Regions from separate parts of the Homo sapiens genome. Here all the other regions are linked to region 2. A link is a contact called in ENCODE Hi-C or POLR2A ChIA-PET data. All regions are on one chromosome and are shown on one strand. The core of a region is the stretch at or near the end of the contact, and the rest is flanking DNA. Distances in the headings are between cores, read along the strand shown.

Region 1 (4,325 bases), core at 682-3,181, 520 kb before region 2:
CCTTCAGACCAGTAAGATACACAAACCACCTCCACGACCTCCGACCTCCCCCCTCCCTCCGGCTGCTCTGAGGAGCACGTGCCTCTTCCTTCACCCTGGGCCGGGCTGGGGCGGGAGCAGCCCAGCTGCTCTCTGGATGTCACACCACTGTTAACTGTCAGTAACAAAAATAATAAGGTACATGCTACACACACATCCAGCTGGAAGCCTTGTTGGCCCCTAAGCCTTTGTTTCATGCTACAGTACTGAGGGGTATGTGTCCCCAATGCACAGCCACCCGCACACAACTCAATGAGCTTCCTGGGAAACACTATTCCCCCACCTCCACCTTAGGTGGCTGCCTCAGTTTTCCAACCACAGGAATCAGTCCCTCAGCTCCTGCCTCTAGTCTCCACCCCAAAAGTTCAGTCGTCTCTGTCTTGGAGGGCACTGTCGGCCCCCTCAGGTTGAAGTTCAACACTCCTCAATGAGCAGCTGTTCCGAGCTGTACAGCTTCTTCTTGATGACTCGGAAGCCAGTGCTCAGCGTCAGGGACTGGCTGAAGCCAGGGAGGAAGGGAGAGTTGGCGGAGCTAAACAGCCCCTGGATCTTGGGCCAGAGTCGTGAGTCCAGGCGCAGCACGAGGGTCAGCTGGAAGGTGGGCACCAGGCTGGGGTCGAGTGCCAGCTGGCCCACGCTGTGGCAGCTCTTGCCCTGCTCCACGCAGACGTCCAGCAGCGCCCCCCGCAGGCCGCACGGCTCGCTGTAGGCCAGGCGCAGTAGTTCTTTGCCCACCTGGCTTACCAACTGGCTAGGCATCAGCAGGCGCGCAGGGCGTCGAGAGCCCAGCCGCGCCTGGGCCAGGCTCTCCTGCAGCAGCTGCATCAGGTTGGCACACAAGTGTTCATCCTCAGGGTCACTGAGCAGCTCGAAGTCGGGCAACGACACCCCATCCAGGTAAGCCGTGTCTGGAAAGGAGAGCACACAGGAAGGGGTATTAGAGCGGCTTCAAAACGAAACGCACAGGCGGGGGAGGTGCTGTTTCCTTAAGAAACCAACGCTCCTTCCCACTCCGTGCCTCAGTTTCCGCCTCACTCACCTTATACTCCAATTCCCCCTGCCCCCAAGCAATCTGGGTCCCGATGGGATAGGAAGCCAAGGCGGCTCTGACCCCTTCCAGCACCGGGGCTTCCCCACCTTCCCGGCCCCTCGAGTCGCGTCGGCACCCGCCCACCGCTCACCTTCCTCCGGCCCGAAGCCACTGTTGCTGCTGTCCAGGGACTCGCAGTCCGAGCTCTCCAGGCTCGTGGAGCGGTCAAACCCCTCCTCCCGGGTCGCCGACCCCCAGGCTGAGCGCGGCGGCCGATCTGGGGTGGGAGTTCGGGGCAAGGACGAGGGCGAAGAGGAGGTGGACGACGACGAGAAGCGGTCCCAAAGGCTAGGCATGGTGAGGACAGACGCCAGGGCGTTTGCTGATGAACTCAGAGTGCCGGAGCGTAGAAGCCGCTGTAAGACAAGAGGGGGACCGACCAGGCGTCAGTCTGGGGACCAGACCAGACCAGACCGCGAGCTCTAGGACCCACACACAGAAGGGACACTCACCAGCTAGCGCGGTCAGCGAGAACTGCTAAGACAAGTGCGTCCTGCCGCTTGAATGGGTGTGCGAACCCGTGCCAACCACCGAGAGCCGCCCAGACCCGTCCCAGGTCCACGCTCGCACCTCCCCCTTGGCCTGCTGCGCCCTAGCACCAGCGCGGAGCAGCCTATAAGGACTAGCGCGGCGAGGCCACGCCTTCTCTGCGCCACGACCCAATCCAGACCCGGGAGTGTGGCCCGCCTTGGCCAATGGACTCCGGGCGCACGTAAGCAACGTTCTCTCCTGCCCGGTGACAGCGGCCGGGCCCCGCCTCCATTGAGCCCCAGAAAGCTCGCAGTCGAACCCCGACCCACCGCCACGCCCCCTTTCTGGAAAGGATCCGCGGCGGCTGCAGCTGCCAAGGTCCCCGAGGGCGCTCGCGGCAGGGGAGGATCAAGGAAAGACTTGTTTATTATAGGGTTGCATTGCTGGAGGAGGGGACAGCCCGTGACCAGGCTAGGAGGAGAGGCAGGGAAGCGTGAGGGGGCGGCGGGCAAGGAAAATGGTTGCCCCCAGCGTCTTGGATCCTAAAGCTTCGGGAACAACTGGGCACACACGGGGGGGATGCCCGTGGGACGGCGGCGCAGGAGCAGACGTTAGCCCGGCCTGCCCTCGCGCCCTTACCCCCTCTATCCCTGCTTTGCAAAGGCTCGGGATATGGGGGTGGGGTCCACAGACTGGGAAGCTCCGGGCACCATGCTGCCCCTTCCCCAAGGCCCCACCTGCCCATCCTGGCTGTTACTCTACAGCCCAGGACATAGGTTAATGGGGATCCCTGCCTCCTCCCAAACCCTATCTGCTTCCACTTCCAACTGCTCCCAAGGAGAGGGCTTGAGGAGAGTGGTTAGAGGAGTGTGGATGGGCCCGGGTTCATAGCGCCCAGTGCAGGGATGGAAGCGAGGATTCACAGCAGTCGGACTCACAGACCCATCCGCCCTCCCCGCGGACTGCAGGCAGCGCAGCCGGACCTCCCTGCCCGGGCGCCCCCCGGGTCCTAGCACCCAGCGCTCGCCTAGCGCTTTGTGTAAAAGATCCAGACGGTTGCATCAGGACCGAGGACCGAGATCTCTGGAAAAGCCAGGGAGTGCAATGGCCATCCCGTGTTTCATCATTCAGGCGGGGCCACAGGAAATCTGGCCTGGCAGCAGTGCTCAGAGGCTAACAGTGGTTGCTGAGGGTGGGTGGAGGTTGAGACGGACTCGACCTTTATTGCTCTAAAGGTTTATCAGTCTGGGACAGGAGGACCCTGATGGAAGAGGGAGCCAAACTTACATCAGATGCCCAGGGCCCCGGGGGCGGGCAAGGAACCTAACCAGATAGGCGGGCCTTGCCTCGGGTCAGGCTTGCTTTCGCGTGACAAATGACACTTGCAGGAGATGTCAGGCCACTGCCCTCCGCAACCCCCATCCCCACCCCAACTTAGAAAAAAGAAAAAGCTGACACTTGGGCCAAGACTTAGAACCTGAAAGAACCAGAATCCAAGCTCTGCACCCTACTCTCATTTGACAGGTGGGAGACCCACTTATGGAGACAAATTTATGGATTAAAAAAAGAAATCAGGGGATCCAGGAGACATCTTAAAGACAGCTGCAGAATGGAATAGTTTGTGAGCCACTGGGACTTTCAAGGCCTTCTCTTCCCATTCTTCAAGCTCTGTCGCTTGTTGGAGCCTTAAAGACACCAGATTGCTTAACAATGGGGATATAAAAATTAAAAATAATAAAAGACACTGGATCAAGGCGGCTAGTTGTTCTTGGAGGGCTGGAGTAGATGACATACTCTTGAAATCACTCTTACAGAGGTGACCTGCATGGGTGTGTCTTCCTGCTGGCCAGAGAGAAGATCTGAATTAATCCATCAGGAACATTCACATTTCCTCCAGGCTGATTTGGGCGGGACACCTAAACACCCTAAGGAAACAAGAGTTACGATGTTTTTTCTTCTTCTTCTTCTTTTTTTTTTTTTTTTTGAGATGGGGTCTCACTCTTTCACCCAGGCTGGAGTGCAGTGGTGCGATCTTGGCTCACTGCAAGCTCCGCCTCCCGGGTTCACACCATTCTCCTACCTCAGCCTCCCGAGAAGCTGGAACTGCAGGTGCCCACCACCACGTCCGGCTAATCTTTTGTATTTTTAATAGAGAGAGGGTTTCACCGTGTTAGCCAGGATGGTCTCGATCTCCTGACCTCGTGATCCGCCTGCCTCGGCCTCCCAAAGTGCTAGGATTACAGGCGTGAGCCACCGCGCCCGGCCTAATTTTTGTATTTTTAGTAGAGAGACGGTTTCACCATGTTGGCCAAGCTGGTCTCAAATTCCTGAACTCAGGTGATCCACCAGCCTGGGCCTCCCAAAGTGCTGGGATTACAGGCGTGAGCCACCACGCCTGGCCTTTTTTTTTTTTTTTTTGGACAGAAAAAAAATTCAGGAAAATGTGGAACACTGACCTAAAGAAAGCACAGGCTTTTTTTTTTTTTCCTTTTAAGTAGATATTCATAAGGAAAAGAATCCGGGTCCGGTTTGGAAAGGTCAGTTATTAGGAATCATTTATTCATTCAACAAACACCATCAAGACTGCCCAACAGTGTTCCAAGCACCTTTTTTTCATTCACTGTCTCCTTCTGTTAATAAAACAACTTGTCTCAAATGGGAAGGGCTGGTTAATGCGCACTGAGTAATTTTGTTTCTTTTCAAAAGAAATCTATTAGTGTTATTG
Region 2 (4,417 bases), core at 516-3,015:
GTGGCCTCCGTGAGCAAATGGTGTCTTGGGCAATCTGAGGCCAGGACAGATGTTGCCCCACCCACTGGAGATGGTGCTGAGGGAGGTGGGTGGGGCCTTCTGGGAAGGTGAGTGGAGAGGGGCACCTGCCCCCCGCCCTCCCCATCCCCTACTCCCACTGCTCAGCGCGGGCCATTGCAAGGGTGCCACACAATGTCTTGTCCACCCTGGGACACTTCTGAGTATGAAGCGGGATGCTATTAAAAACTACATGGGGAAACAGGTGCAAACCCTGGAGATGGATTGTAAGAGCCAGTTTAAATCTGCACTCTGCTGCTCCTCCCCCACCCCCACCTTCCACTCCATACAATCTGGGCCTGGTGGAGTCTTCGCTTCAGAGCCATTCGGCCAGGTGCGGGTGATGTTCCCATCTCCTGCTTGTGGGCATGCCCTGGCTTTGTTTTTATACACATAGGCAAGGTGAGTCCTCTGTGGAATTGTGATTGAAGGATTTTAAAGCAGGGGAGGAGAGTAGGGGGCATCTCTGTACACTCTGGGGGTAAAACAGGGAAGGCAGTGCCTGAGCATGGGGACAGGTGAGGTGGGGCTGGGCAGACCCCCTGTAGCGTTTAGCAGGATGGGGGCCCCAGGTACTGTGGAGAGCATAGTCCAGCCTGGGCATTTGTCTCCTAGCAGCCTACACTGGCTCTGCTGAGCTGGGCCTGGGTGCTGAAAGCCAGGATTTGGGGCTAGGCGGGAAGATGTTCGCCCAATTGCTTGGGGGGTTGGGGGGATGGAAAAGGGGAGCACCTCTAGGCTGCCTGGCAGCAGTGAGCCCTGGGCCTGTGGCTACAGCCAGGGAACCCCACCTGGACACATGGCCCTGCTTCTAAGCCCCCCAGTTAGGCCCAAAGGAATGGTCCACTGAGGGCCTCCTGCTCTGCCTGGGCTGGGCCAGGGGCTTTGAGGAGAGGGTAAACATAGGCCCGGAGATGGGGCTGACACCTCGAGTGGCCAGAATATGCCCAAACCCCGGCTTCTCCCTTGTCCCTAGGCAGAGGGGGGTCCCTTCTTTTGTTCCCTCTGGTCACCACAATGCTTGATGCCAGCTGCCATAGGAAGAGGGTGCTGGCTGGCCATGGTGGCACACACCTGTCCTCCCAGCACTTTGCAGGGCTGAGGTGGAAGGACCGCTTAAGCCCAGGTGTTCAAGGCTGCTGTGAGCTGTGTTCGAGCCACTACACTCCAGCCTGGGGACGGAGCAAAACTTTGCCTCAAAACAAATTTTAAAAAGAAAGAAAGAAGGAAAGAGGGTATGTTTTTCACAATTCATGGGGGCCTGCATGGCAGGAGTGGGGACAGGACACCTGCTGTTCCTGGAGTCGAAGGACAAGCCCACAGCCCAGATTCCGGTTCTCCCAACTCAGGAAGAGCATGCCCTGCCCTCTGGGGAGGCTGGCCTGGCCCCAGCCCTCAGCTGCTGACCTTGAGGCAGAGACAACTTCTAAGAATTTGGCTGCCAGACCCCAGGCCTGGCTGCTGCTGTGTGGAGAGGGAGGCGGCCCGCAGCAGAACAGCCACCGCACTTCCTCCTCAGCTTCCTCTGGTGCGGCCCTGCCCTCTCTTCTCTGGACCCTTTTACAACTGAACGCATCTGGGCTTCGTGGTTTCCTGTTTTCAGCGAAATTTACTCTGAGCTCCCAGTTCCATCTTCATCCATGGCCACAGGCCCTGCCTACAACGCACTAGGGACGTCCCTCCCTGCTGCTGCTGGGGAGGGGCAGGCTGCTGGAGCCGCCCTCTGAGTTGCCCGGGATGGTAGTGCCTCTGATGCCAGCCCTGGTGGCTGTGGGCTGGGGTGCATGGGAGAGCTGGGTGCGAGAACATGGCGCCTCCAGGGGGCGGGAGGAGCACTAGGGGCTGGGGCAGGAGGCTCCTGGAGCGCTGGATTCGTGGCACAGTCTGAGGCCCTGAGAGGGAAATCCATGCTTTTAAGAACTAATTCATTGTTAGGAGATCAATCAGGAATTAGGGGCCATCTTACCTATCTCCTGACATTCACAGTTTAATAGAGACTTCCTGCCTTTATTCCCTCCCAGGGAGAGGCTGAAGGAATGGAATTGAAAGCACCATTTGGAGGGTTTTGCTGACACAGCGGGGACTGCTCAGCACTCCCTAAAAACACACCATGGAGGCCACTGGTGACTGCTGGTGGGCAGGCTGGCCCTGCCTGGGGGAGTCCGTGGCGATGGGCGCTGGGGTGGAGGTGCAGGAGCCCCAGGACCTGCTTTTCAAAAGACTTCTGCCTGACCAGAGCTCCCACTACATGCAGTGGCCCAGGGCAGAGGGGCTGATACATGGCCTTTTTCAGGGGGTGCTCCTCGCGGGGTGGACTTGGGAGTGTGCAGTGGGACAGGGGGCTGCAGGGGTCCTGCCACCACCGAGCACCAACTTGGCCCCTGGGGTCCTGCCTCATGAATGAGGCCTTCCCCAGGGCTGGCCTGACTGTGCTGGGGGCTGGGTTAACGTTTTCTCAGGGAACCACAATGCACGAAAGAGGAACTGGGGTTGCTAACCAGGATGCTGGGAACAAAGGCCTCTTGAAGCCCAGCCACAGCCCAGCTGAGCATGAGGCCCAGCCCATAGACGGCACAGGCCACCTGGCCCATTCCCTGGGCATTCCCTGCTTTGCATTGCTGCTTCTCTTCACCCCATGGAGGCTATGTCACCCTAACTATCCTGGAATGTGTTGAGAGGGATTCTGAATGATCAATATAGCTTGGTGAGACAGTGCCGAGATAGATAGCCATGTCTGCCTTGGGCACGGGAGAGGGAAGTGGCAGCATGCATGCTGTTTCTTGGCCTTTTCTGTTAGAATACTTGGTGCTTTCCAACACACTTTCACATGTGTTGTAACTTGTTTGATCCACCCCCTTCCCTGAAAATCCTGGGAGGTTTTATTGCTGCCATTTAACACAGAGGGCAATAGAGGTTCTGAAAGGTCTGTGTCTTGTCAAAACAAGTAAACGGTGGAACTACGACTAAACCCTGGGTCTCCTGCTTCCTCCTCACTGAATGGATTGGTATTATGGGCCAGGGCCTGGCTTGGCCTTCACCTTGGACTTGCTTAGAGCACATACAAGGGCTCTGGGAGATGAACTTGTGCCCACAGGTCCAGGGCTCCACTGTACTGCACACCAGAAACGTTCCTATCTGTGCTCTGCCTGCCCTGGCCTGGGCCTTCTTCTGGGTCCAGAAGACGCTGCTGCTGATGGGTAGGCTCCTTCCATATCAGCTCCTGCCACTCCCTTTTCTGCCTGCCAACTGTGGAGCTAGAGGACTCCTGATAGGCACAGTGGCCCATGCACCCCTCTTGCTTGCATTAGGGGATGGGGAAGGGAGAAACCCTCAGCAGCTGAGCCCCAGGGTCTCTTGGAGGAACTTAGCCAGTTGTATGTGGAGCATCTGGGCAGCTGTGGAACATCCCTCAAGAAGCCAGGCCAAGGGAAGGGTCTGGATGTACTTGTGCTGGGTCAGGGAAGGCCAGCCTTCTTGGTGCCACAGAGGGTGAGGGCCAGGCTGGGACCTTCTGATCTCAAGCCAGGGGAAGCAGAGTTCACAATAGCAGGGTCCAAGTCTAATAAACAGAAGGGGCCTCTGCTCTAAAGACATGAGGTGTACTGCCAAGAGCAGTGTCCCCAGCTCATAGACCGTCACGGGGCCGCTGCTGGGGACTTGCATACCAGAAGGGGGCGGTGGGAGATTTCTGTCCTTCTGCCTGGATAGGTGACTTCTGCAGGTCCTCACCAGCCTGAGAAGCCAGGGCTTCTTATCTGGAATAGTAGTATCGGTTGGCTGCAATTCACGTGGCAGGGAGGCCACAGTTAGGCCCTCCCTCCCTCTCCACCCCACTGCCAAGTGCCTCTGAGGTTGGGCTAACTCCTGACCTCCCAGTTACCTTCCGCCCTTCCTCCCTGGGCCCAGCTCTTCCTTTGCAGGGGCCTCCCTGACAACCACTTAAACCCCTCCCCCAAGCCTGGCCTGTCTTCCCATGGCCTGGAGCTAGGCAGGGGCTGAGGCTCCACAATGACTCCCCCGGCCAGTGGCACACCATTGTGTGGCGGGCCTGGGTCTGGCCCAGATACCCCTTGCAGCACAGCTGTTCCGAGTTCGGGTGATATGGGCTGAGGCCGGATGGGGGTGGCCTAGGCTGTTTGCAGGAATGTCCAGCTCTCAGGAACCTGGGGGGACGAGGGTCTCAGGGAGAAAAGTAGAGCTGGAGGGACTCAGAGAATTTCTCTTGGCTCTGGGGAGGGTCTTAGCAGCCAAATCTCAGGCCCCCTGCTTAGGGAGCCACATCTTTCAAAACAGGGATGCAAATGATGCTTCCTCCAGAAAACCTGCCCTGGCTTCCAGGCTCCTAGCACTCTACCACATC
Region 3 (4,567 bases), core at 1,137-3,636, 570 kb before region 2:
TGACTTGCCTAGGACTCTCCTGGTGAGCACTGAGAGTCCCGAGTCCCCAGAAACCCCTCAGATCTGGGCATTCTGGGACAGCTGGCCACTCCACTGGGACACACATCCCAAGGGTCATCACACCTTTCCTGTCCCCACTGAACCAGGTATTTTTTCTTTCCATAACACTGGTCACTCACAAAGACAGGGTGGGGCCACAGGCAGTCCCCTTCGCCTGTCTGGCTCCCTCAGACTGGGCTGAGGCCGGCCACAGGCCCACAGTGCAGTCCGAGGCCTGATGAGGTCTGCTGAGTTGAGCAGAGGCTCCACAGTCCATCAGAGACCCAGGCCTGTTAGGTCCTGTGAGATGGAGAATGGAGGAGCCCAAGAAAGGCCCTGGGCTCCATCCCAGCCCTGTGTTGTCCCCAGGTTGGGGCAGGCCTGAGGTGATCCCAGGAAGGCAACCCCAGCGTAGGAACCAGGCCTGCCCGGGGCCCACTGAGGCTGCCTCTACCTGTCTGGGCTTGAGGTGAGTCACTTCCTCCCTCAGCTGGTATGTGATGGGGAGGGGAGGGTTGGGGAGGGGACAGCATCTAAAAATAGCAGGGCCTAGACTGGTGGAAGATGCCCGAAGAGCTTCCCCTTGGACCAGGGAGGACCTGGCTTCCCATGGAACCGCCATCAGCCACAGCCCCCACCAGGCCCTGCGTTAGGCCAGGGAGGGAGATGGCCAAGACCTCCCCCACCCTTGCTTCTCAGGCTCAGAGCCCCCTTGAAGGCTGAGTCTCAGGAGCAGCGCCGGATGGGGTAGGAGCTTGGAGAGAGAAGGCCTCCAGCAGACAGTACTCGTTCATTCCCCTCCCTGTGCACGCACACAGATGCACGCACACAGAGACACAGGCACGTACCCTCGCCCAGCCCGGCTTCATGAGTCATCTCCCTCATGCCAGGACTCATCTCCCTGGTCAGCAGGGTGGACTGAGGACCCACTGTGTGCTTGAGCCACACCCTGGAAGACAAGGAAGCCATGCTCATGACCGTCCCTGGCCTCGGGGACTCCACATCATAAGAGGCCACTCAGGAAAGAGGAGAACACCCAGGGCAAAAGCAAGAGGCAGGCAGGGGGTGTGTGGTGGATGAGCTGGAGTCCGGAAGACCTGGTTTCAAATCCTGGCACTCACCCTTTCTAGCCATGTGACCAGACAAGCTATTTGACTTCTCCTGCCTCCGCTTCCATCTATATAATGGATGCCACGTATGGCCCTCGTCATATGTCAAATACAATCATGCATATAAAGTCCCCAAGCAAACAGAGCTCTTGCCATCAAAGCTTATGGTATCAGGCTAGAAACCTTGGGGGCGGGGGCACTTTGAATATGTCAGTAGACCTTTCTATCCCAAGGACTTACTGTGACATTCCACCTGGCCCCACCTGTGATAGGGAAAGGGGGAGGGGAGGGGAGGGAGAGGAGCTGCCGCTCACAACAGTGCTGGCCTCTACTGTGAACACTTGATATCGTTCTCATTTTCCCCCAGCCTCACAACAGCTTTACAAAGTAGGCATCGCTATCCCCATTTCACAAGTGGAAAAATGGAGACCCAAAAACATTCAATCACCTGCCCAAGGTCATGCAGCTGGCCTGGGGCAGACGCCAGACTGGGGCCCAGATCTGAGTGTGATCTCCTTGTGCACTGTGGGATGAGGCGGGGTCTGTCATGCCTGGGGTCGGCTGAGGGTGCAGGGGTCTCTGACTCTTTTGGGAGGAGCCCCTAGAACCCCCTGCCTGAGGTGACTATGGAATATGCTGAGCCTTTGGCCAGGGCTGCCTTCCTCCTGTCTGGTCCCACCTCCCCCACCCGGACCCCCCCGGCCAGCCCTCAGACCCCTCCCAGAAACACGGAAGGGCTCCACTCCCTCTGGGAGTTACCACCTTCACTTCCAACTTCAGCTAGGTGAGGGAGGTACTGCAACCCCTGAGTGACAGAAAAGGCAGCCGGATCAGAGGGGTCAGGAACCTGCTGTCATGCTCGCAGAGCTGGGGAAGCAGAGCCTGGACAGAGCCCCAGCTGCTCAGACTCCTAAGCTGCCAGTCTGGATCCCACACCCCGGCTGTCGGGTAGGGTTGGGGACTTCTCTGCTCCCCCTGCTCCTCACGCTTCCCGGAGCCATCCCTGTTTGTACCGGCTGGGGTTACATGCAAAGTGCAAGCCTTGCATCAGCCAGATGGGCCCCGCTCTAGTAAGAGCTGCTTTCTGCCTCTCTGCGCCTTCCCCACCGTTATCTGACTCATCCCCTGACAGTCCCAGGAGACTAGAGAGAAGCCAGGCCTCTTATCCCTATTGCACAGATGGAGGGACTGAGAGAGGAAGTGACCTACTCCAGTGACTCAGGGCAGCAACCCAGGCTGAGGAGGCCACAGGTGTAGCTGGTGTGGCCTGGGGAAAGTTCCCGGGTGCCACACAGCCAGATAAGCAGTTTTTAATGCCTCACAGCAGGCACAAATATCAACCGATGTGTGTCAAATGAACGAAGGAATATTGCAGGCCCTGGGTGAAAGATGAGGGGTGATATTGAGGAAAAAATAAATATGATACAGGGAAGGAAAAAAGAAGCCGGAAACCCAGACATGCCCCAGTTGCAGCCTGTGAGCCCAGCTGGCTTTGTAGCTCCCAGTTCCCTTCTCTTTAAGAATCTTCATGGCTATCACTTACTGGGTGAGTGCTAGTGACTCTGATATAACACTTTGTAGCCTTTTTTTTTTTTTTTTGAGACCAGGTCTCACACTGTCGCACAGGCTGGAGTGCAGTGGCGTGATCTTGGCTCACTGCAGCCTTGACTTCCTGGGCTCAAGGGATCCTCCCACCTTGGCCTCCCAAAGTGCTGGTATTACAGGAGTGAGCCACCACACCCGCCCCTATAGCCTCTATCTTATTTCATCCTGACAACAACCCAGTGATGCTATCATCCTCCCCATTTAACAGATGAGTTATCTGAGGCTCAGAGAGGTTACACAGTTCTTGCTCCAGCCGGCACGGGACCACATTCCAGGGGCTGACTTGCAACTGCTCTCCAAACCCGGCAGGGCAGATGTGCCCCTGCGCGTGCGATACCCACGTGGGGCTGCCCAGGTGTGTCTGCGGGTTGGCACCAGCTCCTGGTATCTGTCAGAGCAGTGAGGGGGTGGTGCGACAGGAGCGGAACCGAACGCCAGTGGCCGGGATGGATAATGAGCCAGGGCGCCTGGGCTGCAAGGGGGCTTGGGCACGCGGGCCTACCCGTGTGCGCAGGCCCTGGGCGCCCCCCGCACCGGGCGCCCTCCCCGAAACCCAGCCACGACTGCGGAACTGGGGGCGGGGCCAATGCTGGAGGCAGGGCCCGCCGGCGCCGGGCTCCCACCCCCCAGCGCCCGCTGACAACCCGCGGCGCGTTGCCAGCGATTGCCCCATCAGGCCGCATCCGCTTTCGCAGCCCTGCACGTTGTGCACACAGCGCGCCGGCCTGGGCGGGGCTGCTTGTCCCCGGCCCCCTGCCCCCCACCCGCGGCCCTCGCCCGGCTGCCTTCTGCCCCGGCTGAGACCCGGGCCAGACTGAGTCCCTAGCGGCCCATTACCCCGCCGGGCTCGTCCCAGACACCTTTGATGGCTGCCCTTTGCCCCGTCTGGTCTGAGCGGACAAACGAGGGAAATTGAGTAAGCCAGCTCAGCAAGACAGGAAACTCCTGGCCGCTTTGTTACTCATGATTTTCAGCAACTTGGGGAGTGGGGGGCAGGGGAGGGGAGTCCTAGGGGAATTTCTGTAGTTCAAGAAGTTTGGGGGCTCCAGGACTGGGAGTGCCCTCGGGGAGGTCTACCTCCCGGGGCAGGTCTATTTCCCAGGCCAGGTACCGTAGTTGGCACTAGTAAGTAAGTGCTCCACAAATTCGTGTTAACATGCATTTTCAAGAATGCAATTTATTTAATTTTCAAGTCTTCAGTCCCAGCTACTCCGTAGGCTGAGGCGGGAGGACCCCTTTAGCCCAGGAGGTCAAGGCTGCAGTGAGCTACGATCTTGCCACTGCATTCCAGCCTGGGTGACATAGCTAGACTGGTCTCAAAAAAAAAAAAAAAAAAAGGCATTTTCTCACCTACCTGCTTTGAGTGCCTGCCAGAAAGAATCTCCAGGTGAAAGGGGACAGGTTTAGGGCTGGAGCTGAAGGCTGGCATTTGGGGTTTGAGGTTCTGCGTTTGGCATTGGTTTGCTGTTTCACTTGGGCAAATCTCTTGGCCTCTCTGGGCTGCGTTTCTGTAGGGAATCAGTAATAAGGCAACCTGTCTGGCTCTAAGGCTCAGAGGCACGGGGCAGGCTTTGAATTTCCAGCAAGCAGGAGAAAGAGCCTTTGATTTGAAGCAGAGATTTCCTCTTGAACATTAATATTCTGGGCTTTTCCAGGCTGGAGCTTTAGAACCGCTGTTACTAAACTAAGTGACATGAGTAGCCCCCCGTTGCTTACAGAATTTCTTGGCTTGGCATTTGGGGTTTTCTCACGTTGATTCTACCCTGCCTGTATGGCTTAACCCCCAACTACACCCCTACACTGTAATTAGGAAG
Region 4 (4,218 bases), core at 1,597-4,096, 610 kb before region 2:
TGGTCTTGAACTCCTGACCTCAGGTGATCCACCCACCTCACCCTCCCAAAGTGCTGAGATTACAGGTTTGAGCCACTGCGCCCAGCCACCTTTACTCTCTTGAATCCATTCCTGTTGGGTTTTCACCCCTACCACACACTAAAAGCCATTTTATGGTCAGGCACAGTGGCTCACACCTGTAATCCCAGCACTTTGGGAGGTTGAGGTGAGAGGATCACTTGAGCCTAGAAGTTTGAGACCAGCCTAGGCAACACAGTGAGACCCCATCTCTAAAAAAAAACTTAAAAAAAAAACTAGCCAGGTGTGGTGGAGCACTCCTGTAGTCCCAGCTATTCAGGAGGCGGAGGTGGGAGGATTGCTTGAGCCCAGAAAGTTGAGGCTGCAGTGAGCCATAACTGTGCCACTGCACTCCAGTCTGGGTAACAGTGAGACCCTGTCTCAAAAAAATAAAATGAAATAGATAAAAGCAATTTTGTCAAAGTCAACACTGCCCTCTACACTGCCAAATCCATTGGTCATTTCTCAGGCCTCACATTGCTTGGCCTCTCCACAGGATATGACGTTTGACCCCCCCTCCCTCCTTTTCTAAAAAAACTGTTTGTAGAGACCGTGAGGGGGGGCGGTCTCATTATGTTGCCCAGGCTGGTCTTGAACTCCTGGGCTAAAGCGAGCCTCCCACCTCAGCCTCCCCAAGTGCTGGGATTACAGGCATGAGCCACCATACCTGACCTACTCATTTCCTTACAACCTGCTTCTTCACATTCTCCTTTACTGGATTTTCTTCCTCTTCCAGATCTTTAAATGTTGGGATTTCGTGAGGCTCAGTAATCAGACTTCTCTGCTCTTCTCCATCTACACTCACTTCCTTGGTGCATATATATATATATATATATATATATATATATATATATATATATATATATATATATATATATCACAGCTCACTGCAGCCTTGACCTCCCATGCTCAAGTGATCCTCCCACCTCAGCCTCCTGAGTAGCTGGGACTACAGGCGTGTACTACCACACCCAGCTAATTTTTTATTTTTTTGTAGTGATGGGATCTCACTCTGTTGCCCAGGCTGGTCTCAAACTCCTTGCCTCAAGTGATCCTCCCACCCCTGGCCTCCCAAAATGTTGGGATTATAGGAGTGAGCCACTGTGCCTGGCCCCAAAGTTATATTTCCAGGTCCTTTTTGCCTAAACCCTACGTATGTACAACATCCTAGTCTGTATCTCTGCTTGATTCTAAAAAGCATCATAAACTGAATCAAACCCTTAATATTCCCCCACCAAACTGCTTTTGTAGTCTTTTCCATTTCCTTGTTTTAGTAAATAGAAATTCTCTTCTTCCAGTTATCAAGCCAAAAACATTGGAATCATCCTTGAATCTTCTTTCTCTCACAGCCCACATCCATTGCGTCATTCTGTCTTCAAAATATATCCAGAATTTTACTACTACTCACCACCTCCGCCATCACCCTTATCCAAGTTACCATTAATTTTCACCTGTATTATAATAGTAGCTTCCTGACTCTCATCCGGATTACTGTAGTAGCATCTTACCAAATCCTGCCTGAAAGGCCAAGCAATGTAAGGGCTGACAGATGACTCGGGGATTCGGCAACGTGGAGGTCACTGGCAACCTTCACAAGATTGCTTTCACTGGAGTGATAGCCCTCGAAGAACGGGATAATGATAGAACTGGATTACACTCTGTAGTAGAATCTTTTTTTTTTCTTCTTTTTTTTTAGATGGCGTTTCACTCTTGTTGCCCAGGCTGGAGTGCAATGGTGTGATCTTGGCTCACCGCAACCTCCACCTCCCAGGTTCAAGCGATTCTCCCGCCTCAGCCTCCCGAGTAGGTGGGATTACAGGCCATGTGCCACCATGCCCGGCTAATTTTGTATTTTTAGTAGAGACGGGGTTTCTCCATGTTGGTCAGGCTGGTCTCGAACTCCTGACCTCAAGTGATCCGCCCGCCTCGGCCTCTCAAAGTGCTGGGATTACAGGCGTGAGCCACCGCGCCCAGCCTGTAGTAGAATCTTTACGCTCCCTAGAATGTATTCGCCTTCCTGATCTGTTATAACTCACCAAGAGAATTCCCTTTTCAGAGCCTTTGCACTTGCTGTTCCTTCGGCCTGACCACCCTTCCTCCAGACAGTCACATCTACCTGTTATCGTTCCTGAATTCTGGTACCTGTTAATGACAGCTTCTGAGAGGTTTCTTTTATCGCGCTATTTAAAATAGCGCCTCCCACTCTCTATCCCTGTGTTTTCCATAATTTTTCTTCAGAGCTTTTATCACTATCTGAATCTATCTGGAGCTCCCCCAGCCTACACACACTGGAATGTAAGCTCCATGAGAGCAGGAGCTTTGTTTTGCTCACCCCTGTATCCCCATCATAAAACCATGCCTCACAAACAGTGGGCACTCAATATCTGTTCAGTGAATAAATAACCTTTGTCTGAAACGTATGTAGTTACATTACGTATATAGATCACCACTTAGTAAACCGTCTGGGAATAACAGGCACTCCGAAGGCCCCAGTCTCATCCCGACGGCTACCACGTGACCTTCCTGAGCTTGGGTTTCCTCCTCCGGAAGATTAGAGGGTTGGCGCATACTCAACTCTAAGACCTCCGGAACATGGAATCTGGGCGTGCACCATTATTGACACCTACACCAGCCGTCCCTTTCTTAGAAGACATACGGTAGCACTTCCACCCTCGCTCAAAACTCGGGAAAGGAGGGGCGGAGGGTGGATGTCATCACTCCGCGCCCGGCTGCCCGCGACGCGCCGGCGGGTGGCGCAGCCCTTCGCTCGCCCGGCCTCCCCCTCCCTGGTTCCGCGTTCTGGTTCCGCCATGGAATCCAACAAGGATGAAGCTGAGCGCTGTATCAGCATCGCCCTCAAGGCCATCCAGAGCAACCAGCCCGACCGGGCGCTCCGCTTCCTGGAGAAGGCACAGCGGCTGTATCCGACGCCGCGAGTTCGCGGTGAGTGTGAGGTGCCGGAGAGACTGGGGACATTAGAACTGATGGGGGGAACACGGGAACGGACCGACGGGAGCAGTTGGGGGAGGGGGAGGGGTGGCGAGGCGCGGCTACGCCTGCGCACTGAGGCGCGCGGTGGCTGCTGGGAGGCGTAGTTTTTCCCTCTTGTTCCTCTGCGGGATGCGAGCCGTCTGGAGACTCGGGCGGCCGGGACTTCAGCTTTCGGGGTGCTGGCGGAGCCCGCTGGGGTTTGAGGTCTCCGAGAATGAAACGCGCTGGCAGCCGGGACGAAGGGAACTTACCTGGAAGTGAACTCGAACTACTTTTCCCAAGGGGCCGTTCGGTAGCCCAGGCCAGTCGCCGGCCTGGGAAATATTACAGTTCAGGAAAATAAACATAACTCCTTTAAGGGAGAGAATGGGCGCTAGACAGGGAGACATTTCTGTTCTTCGGGCGCCAGGGAAAGGCGCTTCCGTATCTTCACTCCCTCTCACCTCTCGGGCTGAGGGTCAGGGACCACTCTCCCAAAATGCAAGCCGGCCTTTGCACCCACCCCAGTCCGCCGCCTCGGACTGTCCTGAAGCCGGGCCCCTCACTCCTCCCGATGATGAGATTCGGAGCGGGTGGCCTGGTGGGAGGTGCTGACCTCAGCCACCGCCAGTCCTCCATCGCCCGCAAGAGTCCAGCGGCGGTCAGCCATGTGGACGCCGAGGCTGCTGAGTTGCCCTGGACAGGAGCCTCCTGAGCCAGGGAGGGAAGAGTGAAGCTGGCTTTACAACTCATCACCTCGCTTCACCCGGGAACCCTTTCTTTTTTCTTTAACCTAAGTTTTCCAAGGAGTTTTTCTTAATCCACGCTAGAGGGGAGAGAGACACCGGGTGGTGCTTGTGATCACCACTCAGTAAACCGTCTGGGAATAACAGGCACTCCGAAGGGCCCAGTCTCATCCTGACGGCTACCACGTGACCTTCCTGAGCTTGGGTTTCCTCCTCGGGAAGATTAGAGGGTTGGCGCAGATAATGTGATTGGCAATAATACCCATAGGGCTTTGCAGTTTAGGAAGCTCCTTCACCTGTGCCTTCTCACTTGAGCCTGCCAGTCAGGGATGCAGAGCAAAGATCATTATCTTTATTCTATGGGTGAGGAAAATCTCTGAGGTAAGGGATGCCCAGGATGACACAGCTAGAAAGTAAAATGTTCTGTGACTCTGTAAATGTTTAT
Region 5 (4,015 bases), core at 100-2,599, 550 kb before region 2:
GAGTGCAGGCTGCCTGAGGCAGGGGAATGACCCTGGTGATCCTTAGCTCTCTCTTCCTGCGGGACACTGAAGGACAGTGTGAGACCCACAATTCAGCGCACCTGCTCACCTTGGTTCCCCATCCTGCCCTGGGTGGGTCTTGGCTTGGAAACCCTAATCCGCTTACTAAGCACCGACCCCACTCCGTGCCCTGCCCGTGCCATGTCCACTCCACTGCACTGAACTGGGTTTCTTTGTCCGTTTCAGCAGACCCTCCTCATCGTGTCCCTCTTCCAGGCAGCCTTCTCTTATAAATTTTGGGCATGCTGGGACTTGTCTACACTGTTGGCAATTGTCAAGGCTTTAGGTCCGAGTTGTTCCTCAACTTCTGACCCCCACCTCATGCTAACAGGACTGGGGCCACAGCGCGTGACTGCAATGTGGCCAGTCCTGGGAGAGCCGGCCTCGCCCCGCGGGGAAGCGGGCGGCCCCTCCGTTGCCATGGCAGCCGAGAGCACCCCCACGAGGCTCCTCATTGGCCACCAAGTCGAGGTCCCGCCTCCGCCATCAGAAGGGACCAACCAAGGCAGACCGGGTGCGACCCAGTTGAGGGATTAGCGGGTGACGCATCTCTCCCAGTCCCTCATGGAGACCCGCGCGCCCGCGATCCTACGGGCGCAGCCGTGGCCCTGGGTCGGGGTCACGCTCGCTGGGCGCGCCTCGGGCGGGGCTGGGGAGGTGCGGAGCTGGGGGGCGCCGCGGGAGGAGGCCACTCAGGCCGCTGGGGAGGGCCGGGCTGCGGCTGGGAGGTTTCCGAGGACGGTCAGGCGGAGGCGGAGGCCGTGCAGGAGGCGGAGGAGGAAAACTATTAAGGAAGGGGGTGGAAGGGCCCCGCTGGCTGAAGACCGCTGAGCTCAGGCGGTGGTAGGACCCTGGGCACGGAGTTGCATGGAACCCTGTTCGAATCCTGCTCTGCACCCGCTTGCGCTGTGGCCTCGCGCACGCGAGCCTTCCTGCCCGGGGGAGCGGGAAGGAGGGAGGGGAGCGGCGAACATCTACTTTGTGCCGATCCTTTTGCTGAAAACCCTAGTTTTCTCTCCAGGATTCCCTCAAAACGACCCTGAAATAGGTGGATGCTATCCTTAGCCCCATTTTACAGATGAGGAAACAGGTTCAAAGGAGGCTACGTGAGAAAAGCCTCGAGTGAGCTCAGTTCCCAGATGTGAGAATGATGTGGCCGGGTTGGTGGTTATCTGCGGGGGGAAGTAGGAGGTGCCCTGCCCACCCCCACGCTCAGGCATCCTGGCCGGCCCGGAAGGAAGAGTTCGTGCCAAGCCGTGAGACTCGGTGGTTTCCTGCAGCAAATCTGCGTCAGGCTCTCTCTGGGGGGTTAACCGCCGCAAACTGGTAACAGCGTCAGAAAGGGGAAACCGAGCTTTATCTGCGGAGGTCCCTGGGCCAGGGACAGCAGATTAAAGAACATGGAGGCAGGGCGCGGTGGCTCACGTCTTAAACCCAGCACTTTGGGAGGCCGAGGCCGGAGGATCGCTTGAGACCAGGAGTTTGAGACCAGCCTGGGCAAGATAGGGAGACCTCTTCTCTAAAAATAAAAAATAAAGAAGATGGAGCCCGCCCCTCGGGAAGGAGGGAAGGGAGAAAGTGTTTCTAACTCCTTATTGTCCTTTCTCTTCTTTTCTTTTCTTTTTTTGAGATGGAGTTTCGCTCTTGTTTCCCAGGCTGGAGTGCAATGGCGCGATCTCGGCTTACCGCAACCTCCGCCTCCCGGGTTCAAGCAATTCTCCTGCCTCAGCCTCCTGAGTAGCTGGGATTACAGGCATGCGCCACCACACCCGGCTAATTTTGTATTTTTAGTAGAGATGGGGTTTCTCCATGTTGGTCAGGCTGGTCTCAAACTACTGACCTCGTGATCCGCCCGCCTCAGCCTCCCAAAGTCCTGGGATTATAGGCGTGAGCCACCGTGCCTGGATCCTTGTTATTTCAAAACAGGCTGAGGTTCCCTCTGGAAGCCCCATTTAAGAACAGACCCATGGCCGGGCGCGGTGGCTCACGCCTGTAATCCCAGCACTTTAGGAGGCCGAGGCGGGCAGATCACCTGAGGTCCGGAGTTTGAGACCAGCCTGACCAACATGGAAAAAACCCCGTCTCTACTAAAAATACAAAAGTAGCCGGTCATGGTGGCGCATGCCTATAATCCCAGCTACTCAGGAGGCTGAGGCAGAAGAATCGCTTGAACCCAGGAGAAGGCAGAGGTTGCGGTGAGCCGAGATCGCACCATTGCACTCCAGCCTGGGCAACAAGAGCGAAACTCCATCTCAAAAAAAAAAAAAGAAAAAAAAGAAAAGAAAATTCACCATATGAATGTCAGACTCTTAATGATGCAAATGCCAGAAAACCTGACTCAAACTGATTTATGCTAAAAAGGGAATCTACTGGCTCAGGAAACTGAGAACCCCAGGCATGACTCGATCTGGCGACACCACGACGTCATGAAGACTCATTTCCCAGAGTCTTTGTACTTGTTTGTACTTTGCCTTTGCTGTCTTGGGAAGTGTTTGGGCTCCATGAGCACCTGCTGCAGCTGCAGGGGCACATCATCCCAAGTTCCAGTTGAGTAGAAAGAGGCTCTGTCCTTGGGAATTGTGACACATGTCCCGGGTTTCACTGTAACTGGACAGTTGGGGTCATGTGACCACACAGATACCAGGGGCAAGGCAGGAATAACCCTGTGTTGATTGGCAAATCTGTTCACAGGCCCCACACCTGCAGCCTCACCTGCTCCAATGGGCTGAAAAGGAAGGAGGGAAGAGGGTTTCTCCAAAGGAGGAACTGAAGAGATATTGAATGGGTGCCCATTGGTAACACCCCAATGCCAGGGCTTCAGAACCCACCTCCTGACCCCCTCTGCACCTTGTACTACAGGTGCCAGTCAGGGGGAAACGGATTGGAAAGTGAGGGTCTTGCCCTGGGAGAGTGCCCACCCCTTCCTCGCTGGTCCCATGTCAGTCGTCCCAAGTCAGTCCTCATCACATCCAGTGCCCATCCCCCTCCCCACCCCCTCACCCTGGCTCCTGTTGCTCCCTGGAGGGTCCTTGAAGCCCTTCTGGTTGCTGTAGCCCGGGCGACTGCCTGCCATGCCTCCGAAGGCCCTCCATGTTTAGCTGGAGTGATGCAGTATTGGGGGATCCAGTTGCCTCTCGTTTCTCCAGCAGAGGGGAGCTTCCTCAGGGACTGGCACTATGTTCTCCCTTCCTCTGTGTGTGGTCCCTCTCTGGGACCAGGCAGGATTTGTGCAGTGGGCAGCAGGCGTGATTTTGAGGGACCCTAGGAAGGACCTTACCTACCCCTGTATGCCTTACTTTTTAAAATCCCATAATTAGATGGGGTTTCACTCCTTTAATTCCTGTTACGATTCATATGCCTCTGAGAGAGAGTATAGTAGATCATTTCTTTTTTTTTTTGAGACAGAGTTTCACTCTTGTCGCCCAGGCCAGAATGAAGTGGCACAATCACGGCCCACTGCAACCTCCACCCCCTGGGTTCAAGCAGTTCTGCCTCAGCCTCCTGAATAGCTAGGATTACAGGCATGTGCCACCCCACCTGGCTAACTTTTGTATTTTAGTAGAGACAGAGTTTTGCCATGTTAGCCAGGCTGGTCTCGAACTCCTGACCTCAGGTGATCCACTTGCTTCGGCCTCCCAAAGTGCTAGGATTACAGGCATGAGTGGAGCATAGTAGATCTTATCATTCATTTACACTTTAGTGTGAAGTAGTTCACAGCATCCTTCCTGAGAGCAGGCACATATTAGGCACTTGATCATGGACATCATGCCTAATGTGTGCCCTGCTCTTATTGAAAAGCCTTTCATGCATTATCTCATTTAATCTTCACAACTCTGTGAGGTAGGAACTAGTATAATCCCTGTTTTACAGATGAGAAAACTGAGGTCCAGAGGAGTTAAGGACCTTGCCAAAGGTCTCCAAGCAGTGGAGCAGGGATGTGAACACAAGAAGTCTG

Evidence for each region. A loop is a pair of places that touch in the nucleus more often than their neighbours do. ChIA-PET counts read pairs that join two places held with the same protein, here RNA polymerase II (POLR2A). Pooled maps may share reads with other maps.
Region 1: a loop to region 2 is called in a pooled map, with 2.9 times the contacts of the local background. The contact joins the promoter of DDIT4-AS1 here to the enhancer-like site in region 2. A Hi-C loop is called at or near these places in 1 of 50 pooled maps. POLR2A ChIA-PET finds 5 or more read pairs at or near these places in 3 of 52 experiments (B cell, activated CD4-positive, alpha-beta T cell and activated naive CD8-positive, alpha-beta T cell).
Region 3: a pooled map shows a loop between it and region 2 (5-fold over the local background). The contact joins two enhancer-like sites. A Hi-C loop is called at or near these places in 6 of 50 pooled maps. POLR2A ChIA-PET finds 5 or more read pairs at or near these places in 3 of 52 experiments (K562, T-cell and activated B cell).
Region 4: a pooled map shows a loop between it and region 2 (7-fold over the local background). The contact joins the promoter of DNAJB12 here to the enhancer-like site in region 2. A Hi-C loop is called at or near these places in 4 of 50 pooled maps. POLR2A ChIA-PET finds 5 or more read pairs at or near these places in 2 of 52 experiments (T-cell and naive thymus-derived CD4-positive, alpha-beta T cell).
Region 5: a map of naive thymus-derived CD4-positive, alpha-beta T cell shows a loop between it and region 2 (2.6-fold over the local background). The contact joins two enhancer-like sites. A Hi-C loop is called at or near these places in 1 of 168 maps with a recorded cell type or tissue (naive thymus-derived CD4-positive, alpha-beta T cell) and 4 of 50 pooled maps. POLR2A ChIA-PET finds 5 or more read pairs at or near these places in 2 of 52 experiments (K562 and activated CD4-positive, alpha-beta T cell).

Annotation. Positions count from the first base shown.
Region 1 is chr10:72,271,317-72,275,641 of GRCh38, reverse strand. It overlaps DDIT4-AS1 (DDIT4 antisense RNA 1), which reads left to right and starts at 1,931. Exons shown (of 2, transcript NR_186445.1): 1 at 1,931-2,792; 2 at 3,125-4,256. It overlaps DDIT4 (DNA damage inducible transcript 4), which reads right to left and starts at 1,718. Exons shown (of 3, transcript NM_019058.4): 1 at 1,582-1,718; 2 at 1,221-1,485; 3 at 1-947. The coding sequence starts at 1,425. The coding sequence ends at 454. RefSeq lists enhancers at 1-75, 1,344-1,463, 2,174-2,697, 2,698-3,221, 4,189-4,325.
Region 2 is chr10:71,746,164-71,750,580 of GRCh38, reverse strand. The region is part of intron 38 of CDH23 (cadherin related 23); the gene reads right to left. It overlaps VSIR (V-set immunoregulatory receptor), which reads left to right. Exons shown (of 7, transcript NM_022153.2): 7 at 1-3,025. Among named protein-coding and RNA genes, the nearest start is that of VSIR, 25 kb to the left of the region's middle. RefSeq lists enhancers at 1,609-1,738, 1,939-1,988, 2,374-2,583. Within about 2 kb of position 1,765, at least 29 of the 41 ENCODE cell types and tissues checked have a DNase peak (open chromatin) inside an H3K27ac peak, as active enhancers do; they include B cell, where a contact is called at or near this core.
Region 3 is chr10:72,318,615-72,323,181 of GRCh38, reverse strand. No RefSeq gene overlaps it. Among named protein-coding and RNA genes, the nearest start is that of DNAJB12, 34 kb to the left of the region's middle. RefSeq lists enhancers at 303-352, 315-1,514, 1,948-2,367, 2,117-2,411, 4,048-4,097 and silencers at 357-651, 3,138-3,697. Within about 2 kb of position 2,386, at least 41 of the 41 ENCODE cell types and tissues checked have a DNase peak (open chromatin) inside an H3K27ac peak, as active enhancers do.
Region 4 is chr10:72,353,547-72,357,764 of GRCh38, reverse strand. DNAJB12 (DnaJ heat shock protein family (Hsp40) member B12) reads left to right here and starts at 2,846. Exons shown (of 9, transcript NM_017626.7): 1 at 2,846-3,000. The coding sequence starts at 2,868. RefSeq lists enhancers at 2,620-2,869, 3,260-3,389.
Region 5 is chr10:72,294,670-72,298,684 of GRCh38, reverse strand. No RefSeq gene overlaps it. Among named protein-coding and RNA genes, the nearest start is that of DDIT4, 23 kb to the right of the region's middle. RefSeq lists enhancers at 206-295, 1-564, 1,216-1,515, 2,520-2,814 and a silencer at 586-855. Within about 2 kb of position 1,349, at least 39 of the 41 ENCODE cell types and tissues checked have a DNase peak (open chromatin) inside an H3K27ac peak, as active enhancers do.